Regions from separate parts of the Homo sapiens genome. Here region 2 is linked to region 1. Evidence: read pairs that join two places in POLR2A ChIA-PET (ENCODE). Cell type or tissue: K562. All regions are shown on one strand. Each heading gives the region's core, and the rest is flanking DNA. Links, peaks and the distances in the headings are about the cores only.

What was found. ChIA-PET counts read pairs that join two places held together with the same protein. Peaks named below come from ENCODE experiments on the same cell type or tissue, not always from the same donor. Only the 100,000 strongest peaks of a DNase experiment are listed, where the experiment ranks them.
Region 2: POLR2A ChIA-PET joins it to region 1 with 5 read pairs; 14 of 35 experiments call an interaction of 5 or more read pairs at or near these places.

Annotation. Positions count from the first base shown.
Region 1 is chr17:16,405,458-16,410,826 of GRCh38, reverse strand. It overlaps the pseudogene LOC124904150. Among named protein-coding and RNA genes, the nearest start is that of TRPV2, 7.4 kb to the left of the region's middle. RefSeq lists enhancers at 1,978-2,157, 2,208-2,577, 3,668-3,847 and silencers at 2,778-2,867, 3,098-3,147, 3,248-3,297, 3,358-3,437. In K562, for the core only: no CTCF peak of the experiment used is centred there; a DNase peak (open chromatin) is centred at 2,326; H3K4me3 peaks cover 729 bases.
Region 2 is chr17:16,338,553-16,343,921 of GRCh38, reverse strand. It overlaps CENPV (centromere protein V), which reads left to right. Exons shown (of 5, transcript NM_181716.3): 5 at 981-1,385. The coding sequence ends at 1,105. Among named protein-coding and RNA genes, the nearest start is that of CENPV, 12 kb to the left of the region's middle. In K562, for the core only: no CTCF peak of the experiment used is centred there; no DNase peak of the experiment used is centred there.

The DNA.
Region 1 (5,369 bases), core at 246-5,245:
AAGGTCAAGAAGTAATCTGCGTGATTCCATTTATATGAAATATCCAAAACAGGGAACTGTAAAGTGGTTGTCTAGGGCAAGGGGATGTTGGGGGCGAGTGTAGAAAGGAGGACTGACTGCTAAAAGGTATGAGACTTCTTTTTTTATTTTTTTGAGACAGTGTCTCATTCCATCGCCCAGGCTGGAGTGCCGTGGCACGTGACTGCGGCTCACTGCAGCCTCGACTTCCCCAGGCTCGGGGAATCCTCCTGCCTTGACCTCCCAAGTAGCTACAGGCACATGCCACTACACCTGGGTCTTTTTTTTTTTCTTTTTTTTTTTTTTGTATTTTTTCTAAAGGCAGGTTTTCACTATATTGCCTAGGCTGGTCTCAGACTTCTAGACTCAAGCCATCTACCTTAGCCTCCCAAAGTGCTGGGATTACAGGCGTGAGCCAATGCACCCAGCTCAGGTATGATGCTTCTTTTGCGGGAGATAAAATGTTCTAAAGTTGATTGTGATGACAGCTGTGCAACTCTGTGAATTACACTAAAAGACCAATGAAATGTACACTTTATATTTGTGAATTGTATGTGAATTATATCTTTGTTTTAAAAAGTCCCCTGTGTAGGGAAGAATGCCTGTGTTTTTAGTGGGAAGTGAATCAAGCAGGGAAGCAAGACTTCCTCAATCTGAATACCACTGGATTCATATTTCAAGAAGCTTCACAAATTAGCCAGGCATGGCGGCGTGCACCTGTAGTCCCAGCTACTCTGGAGGCTGAGGTAAGAGAATTGCTTGAACCTGGGAGGCAGAGGTTGCAGTGAGCCGAGATTGCGCCACTGCAGTCCAGCCTGGGAGATAGTGCCAGACTCCGACTCCATTAAAAGAAACGAAAAAAACTTTGGGAGGCCGAGGTGGGCGGATCACGAGGTCAGGAGATCGAGACCATCCTGGCTAACACGGTGAAACACCGTCTCTACTAAAAATACAAAAAATCAGCGGGCGCCTGTAGTCCCAGCTACTGGGGAGGCTGAGGCAGGAGAATGGCGTGAACCCAGGAGGCGGAGCTTGCAGTGAGCCGAGATCATGCCACTGCACTCCGGCCTGGGCAACAGGGCCAGACTCCGTCTCAAAAAAAAAAAGAAACCAAAAAAAAAAAGAAGCCTCACTCAGTCCAGTGTCCGCCTAACGAAAATCTACCCCAAGCAGGCTTTATACCCTATCTTTCCTATTGTGCTTCATTTCACTTTGTAACTTTTTATAAATGTTTCTTTTATTTGAATTTATTTTCAGATAGATTTTTAATAAGAGCAAAGAGAGGTCACCAAAATATGTAGCAGATGTGTCCTCCGGAGCAGGGAACTAGAGGTCAGGGATGGGAAGGCACATAAGGTGCATCCTTTGTACTATTTGAAATTTTTTTATTTTTTTATTTTTTATTTTTATTATTATTTTTTGAGACGGAGTTTTTGCTCATCGCCCAGCTGGAGTGCAGTGGTGCGATCTCGGCTCACTGCAACCTCTGCCTCCCAGGTTCAAGCGATTCTCCTGCCTCAGCCTCCCGAGTAGCTGGGATTACAGGCGCCCGCCACCACGCTTGGCTGATTTTTTGTATTTTTAGTAGAGACAGCGTTTCGCCATGTTGGGCAGGCTGGTCTCGAACTCCTGAGCTCAGGTGATCCACCCACCTCGACCTCCCAAAGTGCTGAGATTACAGGTGTGAGCCATCGCGCCCGGTCTTTTTTTTTTTTTTTGAGACGGAGTTTCACTCTTGTTGCTCAGGCTGGAGTGCAATAGCAGGATCTCAGTTCACCGCAATCTCCGCCTCCTGGGTTCAAGTGATTCTCCTGCCTCAGCCTCCCGAGTAGCTGAGATTACAAGCATGTGCCACCATGCCCGGCTAATTTTGTATTTTTAGTAGAGATGGGGTTTCCCCATATTGGTCAGGCTGGTCTCGACCTCCCGACCTCAGGTGATCCGCCCGCCTGGGCCTCCCAAAGTGCTGGGATTACTGGCATGAGCCACCGCGCCCTGCCTGTTTGAAATTTTTGCCACTGGCTTTAAAAAATAAAATTGGCATCTCTTTTAGATGTAGAAAAATATCCAACTCACATGTGCAAGACATGTCTAAAGCCTGTGCATAATATAAATTAAAAAAAGAGTTGGGAGAGAGCATTTCAGGGTCTGGAAGGTGGAAACTGCCCTGGCCTTAAAAGTAAAAAAAGATGGGACACTTGAGGGTGCTGGGGGTAGGGGCTGGAGCGGTGTAGACAAGCCAGGGCCTGGACCTGCAGCCTTTGCTTCTCTTTGTACTAATTCCGAAACTTGGCCCCAAGCCAGGGCTGGGGCTATGTCTAACTGGCCAGATGAAGCTTCCCTGAGAAGATTGTGTCTGAATCTCACAGAAAAGAAATACGAATAAGGCAGTTTAGCAGGCAGCACAGGCTTCCTGGAGCAAGGAAGACTGAGGCAGCGGAGAAAAAAAAAAATGCTAGCTGGTCCTCAAACAGGGCCAGAGAGGACCAAAGGGGACCAGACACCTCCTGGAGGGCAAGGGGACCAGCTGGCTGGGCACAGCCTGCCCAGCCTGAGATAATTTCTCACGCAAAGCATGGCCCCTTCCCATACCGCCCCAGGGAGCCCCAGAGGCCACAGCTCAGCCAGGCCCGGACGTTCCGTCTCTCCCAGGACCCAGAATAGCTACAGCCAGGTCTTGGCCAAATCTGGGAGCCCAGCCCCAAGCCCCTACCCCTCTGGGGAATTTCCCCAATTTCCGCAGGCACAGGATGCATTCCCAACCGCCTCTGCCTCCCCACCCCTCACGCTTCCACCTGCCTCCCACCGCACCTCCTCCTCCCCCACCACTGACCCCTCCAGCCTTCAACTCCTCCACCCCTTACCCCCCAACCTGCCTCCCACCCCATATCCGCCTCCCCTACCCCTCACCCCCACCTGCCTCCCACCCCACCTCTGCCTCCTCCACCCCTCACCCCACTACCCCTCACCCCCACCTCCCTCCCACCCTCACCTCTGCCTCCTCCACCCCTCATCCCCCGACCCCTCACCCTCATCTGCCTCACCCCTCCTCCGGCTCCTCCACCCCTCACCCCCCCACCCCTCACCCCCATCTCCCTCCCACCCTTGCCTCTGCCTCCCCTACCCCTCACTTCGCTACTTTCTTCTCATCCCACCTCAGCCACGCCTCCCACCCTCGCCTCTCCACGCCCTTCCATCCCACTTCAGCCGCGCCTCCCACCCCTCACACCCCGACCTGCCTCAGCCGCGCCCCCTACCCCGTCCCTCGGGTAGTAGGCTCCACCGCGGTTCTGCTAAGACTCCCACCGCGACCCCAGTACCTCTCGCTACCGAGCTTCAGGCGCATCCCCGCCCCCCGCCCAACTAACTACCCAGAATCCTGGGCCCCCTCCCACTGCGCCTCGGCCGCGTCCCCAGCGCACGTTCCCTGCTCTTTCCCCTCTCGCTTCCCCACGAATCCCGCGAGTCCCCTGCCCTCCTGTCTGACGTAGGCATCGGTCCCCCTCCCGGACACCCCCTCCTGGGACAGGCCTGGGACCCGCCTCCGCAGTCGCTTCGGCGGATCCCGGGTCGGGGGCGGGAACGGAAGGACCTTCCTTTGGACTCCAGCTTCGCCCTCCTCATGCGCCACTCCCTTCCCCAAGTCACAGAGCTGGACTGTAAGGGTGTCAGAGCCTGTGGGCTCCACTCCCCTGCCCTCCAAAGGAACTGGAGGATGCAGGCGGACGGCGGGACCACAGCATTTCCCTCCGGCTTGGAGGGCGGAGGCCGACCCGGGAGCGCGCTCTGGAGCGGTGAGCCAGGCGCCTTGGGACGCTTTCTTTCGAGGCAGGGTCTTGCTCCGTTGCCCAGGCTGGAGTGCAGCGGCCCCATCACGGCTCACTGCAGCCTCCATCTCCCGGGCTCAAGCGATCCTCCTGCCTCAGCCTCCAGTTAGCTGGGACAACAGGCGCGCGCCACTATGTCTGGCTTATTTATTTATTTATTTATTTATTTATTTATTTATTTATTTATTTTGAGACGGAGTCTCGCTCTGCCCAGGCTGGAGTGCAGTGGCATGATCTCGGCTCACTGCAGCCTCCACCTCCCGGGTTCAAGAAATTCTCCTGCCTCAGCCTCCCGAGTAGCTGGGATTACAGGTGCCCACCACCACACCTGGCTAGTTTTTGAATTTTTAGTAGAGACCAGATTCCACCATGTTGGCCAGGCTAATCTCGAACTCCTGACCTCAGTGATCTGCCGGCCTTGGCCTCTCAAAATGTTGAGATTACAGGCGTGAGCCACCTCTGCAGGCCAACACTCTTTCTTTCTTTCTTTCTTTCTTTCTTTCTTTCTTTCTTTCTTTCTTTCCTTCTTTCTTTTTTTCGTGAGCCATGGCGGCCAACTCTTTCCTTCCTTCCTTTCTTTCTTCCTTCCTTTCTCTTTCCTTTCTTTCTTTCTTTTTCTTTCTTTCTTTCTTCTTTCTTCCTTCCTTCCTTCCCTTCCCTCCCTCCCTCCCTCCCTTCCTTCCTTCCCTTCTTTTCTTTCTTTCTTTCTCTCTCTCTTTCTTTCTTTTTATTAATTTTTTTGGAGACGGAGTCTTGCTCTGTTGCCCAGGCTGGAGTGCAGTGGTGCAATCTCGGCTCACTGCAAGCTCCGCCTCCGGGGTTCGCGCCATTCTCCTGCCTCGGCCTCCCGAGTAGCTGGGACTATAGGTGCCCGCCACCACGCCTGGCTAATTTTTCGTATTTTTAGTAGAGACGGGGTTTCACCGTGTTAGCCAGGATGGTCTCGCTCTTCTGACCTCGTGATCCGCCCACCTCGGCCTCTCAAAGTGCTGGGATTACAGGCGTGAGCCACCGCGCCCGGCAGCACCATAATTAACATATAGTGAATTTCCATCACCCCAAAATGTGTTCTGGTGCGCGGTGGCTCACACCTGTAATCCCAGTACTTTGGGAGGCCGAGGCCGGTGGATCATCTAAGGTCAGGAGTTCGAAACCAGCCTGACCTACATGGTGAAACCCCATCTCCACTAAATAGAAAAAATTAGCCGGGAGTGGTGGCACACACCTGTAATCCCAGCTACTTGGAAGGCTGAGGCAGGAGAATCGCTAGAACCCGTGAGGCGGAGGTTACAGTGAGCCGAGATCAGGCCACTGCACTCCAGTCTCGGTGACAAGAGTGAGACAACGTCTCAAAAAAATAAAAAAGTGCCCTGGTGCCCCTTTGCACCCTCCTCACCTGCCGCCAGTCTCTGATAATCACTAATCTGATTTCGATCCTTGCACCCCTGGCTGTGTCTCCACGGGAGTGGAGTTCCGTGATGCGCACCTGTACCCCTGGCTCCTTTGAAGGGACTGTTTCTTATT
Region 2 (5,369 bases), core at 322-5,321, 67 kb after region 1:
ATACCAACTATAGTGTGAATTGAAGGGGAAAGCAGAGGTGGAAGATGTTCTGAGGACTCTTGTTGTGTCAGTGCAGCCTCCAGAGCTGCGAGAGCAGCTATGACTGTCAGTGTCTTTTGCCTTATGGTGGTGGGGAGCGGACAGGGGAGGTGGGGGAGGCAGGGCAGGGCAGGATGTCATCCTTACCGCTCCCCCATTGCTTCAGGGCCTCCTGTTCCTCATCTGTCACATGGAGACTCCTTCCTGTCTACCTTGCAGAACAGGAAAGAGTTGAAAAGTATGAAATCCTGTGCAAATGGGAAGACATTTAATTCTTAGAAAGTTATCTATCTGAGGCCAGGCATGGTGGCTCACCTGAGGTCGGGAGTTCGAGACCAGCCTAACCAACATGGAGAAACCCCATCTTTACTAAAAATGCAAAATTAGCCAGGCTTGGTGGCGCACGCCTGTATTCCCAGCTACTTGGGAGGCTGAGGCAGGAGAATCACTTGAACCCGTAAGGCAGAGGTTGCAGTGAGTCAAGATCACGCCATTGTACTCCAGCCTGGGCAACAAGAGCTAAACTCCATCTGAAAAAAAAGGAAAGAAAGTTATCTATCTAAACACAGGAAAGGCCTGTGAATTCTTCAGGCTGCCAGTCAGAGATTGCTCTGGGCTGTGCCTTTCTGCATGTTGTACTCTCAACTTGGTATTGAATGTTGTCTAGCCTTGGCCAAACCTGGCTCAGGGAGTGTGATTCCCATCTGGCAGTTGAGGAAAGTGAGTCAGAGGGCTGAAGCGGTAGGCTGGAGCCAGTGCTTTCCGAGCCAGCTGGCAGCCTGTGGGTCTCATCACTGAAGCCATAAGCTGTGGCATATCCTTTGGAAGCCCTAATGTGTAGCGTGATGATGCCTGCAGGTGGGGGCTTATCCAGGAGCCGGTACACCATCTGGTCTCACCCATACTGAGGATCCCCCTTTGTCTGTGCCACTTTCTCGTAGGAATTGCCCCCCACTGCCTGGATGAGGGCACTGTGCGGAGTATGGTCACTGAGGAATTCAATGGCAGCGATTGGGAGAAGGCCATGAAAGAGCACAAGACCATCAAGAACATGTCTAAAGAGTGAGCTTCTGCCTCTCCTGCCCTGAAAAGGAGGAATGATTGGGGCCAGCAACTTTGCTCTCCCTGCCGTGCCTCGGTGGTGCTCCTGAATGTGGCTGACCTGGGCTGCTGGTTCCGTTGACTAGGGTCATCTTGATCTCTGCAGTTTGCTCCAGCTACCAGTTTCTTTAGGCAGCTCTTTGTCCTCCCTCTGCCCAGATTTTGATGTAGTCTAATTGACATCCTTCTCTTCCCAACTTTTGTGTGATCTTTTAGGAAAAAAAATAAATATTTTTAACATTAAAGCAGTCACTTTGGTTTATCATTTCTTTTGTACTGTGATTTGCTTCTGAGGCCAGTCGATTAATAGCAGATATATACTCAGCACTATCAAGATGTTTGCCACCAGGCATTGTGGCTTAAGCCTGTAGTTCCAGCTACTCCGGAGGGTTGATCGAGCCCAGGAGGTTGTGGCTGCAGTGAGCTGTGTTCGTGCTACTGCACTCCAGCCTGGGTGGCAGAATGAGACTGTCTCAAAAAAAAAATAAGAAAAAAGAAAAAAATGTGTAGCTAAATTGGAAAGAAGACATAAGATAAACAATTATTAAAAATGGAAGATTGTGGCAGGGCATGGTGGCTCACACCTGTAATCCCAGCACTTTGGGAGGCTGAGGCGGGTGGATTACTTGAGGTCAGGAGTTCAAGACCAGCCTGGCCAATGTGTTGAGACCCCGTCTCTACTAAAATTACAAAAATTAGCTGGGCATGGTGGCATGTGCCTGTAGTCCCAGCTACTTGTGAAGCTGAGGCAGGAGAATCACTTGAACCCAGGAGGCAGAGGTTGCAGTGAGTGGAGATTGCACCACTGCACTCCAGCCTGGGTGATGGAGCGAGACTCCATCTACAAAAAAAAAAAAAAAGGCTGGGCACTGTGGCTCACGCCTGTAATTCCAGCACTTTGGGAGGCCAAGGCAGGTGGATCACCTGAGATCAGGTGTTTGAGACCAGCCTGGCCAACATGGTGAAACCCTGTTTCTACTAAAAATGCAAAAATTAGCCAGGCGTGGTGGCGGGCGCCTGTAATCCCAGCTACTCAGGAGGCTGAGGCAGGATAATTGCTTGAATCCAGGAGGCAGAGGTTGCAGTGAGCCAAGATTGCGCCACTGCACTCCAGCCTGGCTGACAGAAAAAGACTCTGTCTCAAAAAAAAAAAAAAAAAAAAAAATTGTGAATGGTTACAATCCATGTGAGCTGTAAAGATAATAAGAGCTCTAAGAGTTCAAAGGAGAGAACTCAGGGAAGCCTTGAGGAGAGTACGATTTGAGTCTATCTTTAAAAAGTTAAATCAGCTTCTAATTTCTTTTTCAGTTGTAAAATACACATAAAATTTACCATAAACTGTTAATTTATTTAGAGACAGAATCTCTCTCTTTAGTTATTTTGAGACTGTCTTGCTCGGTCACCTAGGCTGCAGTGCAATACATGAACATGGCTCACTGTAACCTTGACTTAGACTTGAGATCTCCCCCCTCTTAGCTTCTGGAGTAGCTGGGACTACAGGTGTGTGCCACCACATCCGGCTAATATTTTTTGTAAAGACAAGGTCACTCCATGTTGCCCCGGCTGGTCTCAAACTCCTGGGCTCAAGCAGTCCTCCTGCCTCGGCCTCTCAAAGTGTTGTGATTACAGGCATGAGCCACTGCACTTGGCCTTAACCATTTTTAAGTGTACAATTCAGCAGTGTTAAGTACATTCACATTGTTGTGTAGCCATCATTGCCATCCATCTCCAGAACTCTTCACCTTGCAAAACTGAAACTCTGTACCCATGAAACAACAACTTTGATCCTATTTTTAAAGGAAGCAAGATTTCAGCTGGGCATGGTGTCTCACGCCTGTAATCCCAGCACTTTGGGAGGCCGAGGCTGGTGGATGGCCTGAGATCTGGAGTTCAAGACCAGCCTGGCCAATGTGGTGAAACCCTGTCTCTACTAAAAATACAAAAATTAGTTGGGCATGGTGGCGGGCGCCTGTAATCCCAGCTACTCGGGAGGCTGAGGCAGAATTGCTTGAACCCGGGAGGCAGAGGTTGCAGTGAGCCGAGTTCGTGCCATTGCACTCCAGCCTGGGCAACAAGAGCAAAACTCCGTCTCAATCAATCATTCAATCAATCAATCAATAAAGGAAGCAAGGTTTAAGGAGACAGGAGAAGTAACTGAACAGGTACGCACACATGCAAAAGCCAGGCTGAAGCTGCATGTGGTGGTGCACACCTGTAGTTGCAGCTACTTAGGAAGCTGAGGGCCACATGAGCCCAGGAGTTTTGAGACTGCAGTGAGCTATGATGGTGTCATGCATTCCACCCTGGGAGACACAGCAAGACCCCATCTCAAAAAAAAAAAAAAAAAAAAAAAATTGGCTGAATTGGAGGCTTTTAATGGGAAGAAGTAATGAAGATATCAGAAAGGTATGTTGAGGATAGACTGGATGGTCTTGGATATTAGGCTCAGGAATTTGGCCTTTATTTTGCAGGCATTGGGAAGCTGTGACCACCTCTGAACAGGATGAATAAAGCCTGGCCTCATATAGTCTTCTGATTGGTTGCCATCTCCCTCTCTTCTTAACTTCACATTGCTCCATATTACTAACATATTAGCTTTCCTCAAACATTCCTGCCATTACCAAATACTGAGTACAAATAATGGCAAATGCTTAATAAATATTTGCTCTTTGCTTTAGGGAAATTACTCATGAAATGATTTGTGAGGTAGACTAGACAAGGAAAAAGAACAGGGAGAGGGAATAAAGATCTCAGAACAAAGGTCTCTGAGGAAAAAAAAAAAAAATTAAAAAAAAATGCCGAGTGTGGTGGCTCACACCTGTAATCCCAGCACTCTGGGAGGCCAAGACCGGTGGATCACCTGAGGTCAGGAGTTCAAGACCAGCCTGGCCAACATGGTGAAACCTCGTCTCTACTAAAAATACAAAAATTAGCTGGGCGTGGTGTTGGGCATCTGTAATCCCAGCTACTCAGGAGGCTGAGGCAGGAGAATGGCTTGAGCCCAGGAGGCAGAGGTTGCAGTAAGCTGAGATGATGCCACTGCACTCCAGCCTGGAAGACAGAGTGAGACTCTGTCTCAAAAACAAAAAACAAACAAACAAAAAAAATACAGATGGCCAGGCCAGGCATGGTGGCTCACACCTGTAATACAGCACTATGGAAGGCTGAGGCAGGAGGATTGCTTAAGCCCTAGAGTTCAAGACCAGACTGGGCAATGTAGTGAGACCCCCCCATCTCTACAGGAAACAATAAAATACAATAAAAATGGCAGTTTCTCAGTTTGCTGTGCTGGGTTCTATGTGGTCACTGTCTCTTCAGAATCACTGATGGCCAGGTTCACTCTTCAAGACTGGAAGCAGCACGCACAAGGATGGGATTTTCGAGGCCAGAACTCCAGGTATTTTTAATTTTTTTTAATTTTAAAATTATACAGGGGCCAAGCACGGTGGCTCACACCTGTAATTCCGGTACTTTGGGAGAACATGGCAAAACCCTGTCTCTACTAAAAATACAAAAAATCAGGCTGGGCGCGGTAGCTCATGCCTGTAATCCCAGCACTTTGGGAGGCCAAGGCAGGTGGATCACCTGAGATCAGGAGTCTGAGCCCAGCCTGGCCAACGTGGCGAAACCCCATCTCTACTAAAAATACAAAAATTAGCCGGGCATGGTTGTGTACACCTTTAATCCCAGCTACTAAGGAGGCTGAGGCAAGAGAATTGCTTGAACCTGGGAAGCGGTGGTTGCAGTAAGTCAAGATTGTGTGCCATTGCAATCCAGCCTGGGTGACAGCAAGACTCCGTCTCAAAAAATAAATAAATAAATAAATAAATAAGTAAATAAAAAGTAAAAAAAATTAGCTGGGTGTGTTGGTGCTCACCTGTAGTCCCAGTTACTCAGGAGGCTGAGGTGGGAGGATCACCTGAGCCCGGGAAGTTGAGGCTGCAGTGAGCTGTGATCGCACCATTGCACTACAGCCTGGGTGACAGAGCAAGACTCCGTCTTAAAAAAAAAATTATTTTTTTTAGGGATATGTGATCACAGCTCACTGTAACCTTGAACTCCTTACTTCAAGCAGTCCTACCACAGCCTACAGGTGTGTGCCACCCCCTGGCTAATTTTTTAAAATTTTTTGTAGAGATGGGGTCATGCTATGTTGCCCAGGCTGCTCTCAAACTCCTGGCCTCAAGTGAGCCTCCTGCCTTGGCCTCCCTAAGTGCTGGGATTATAGG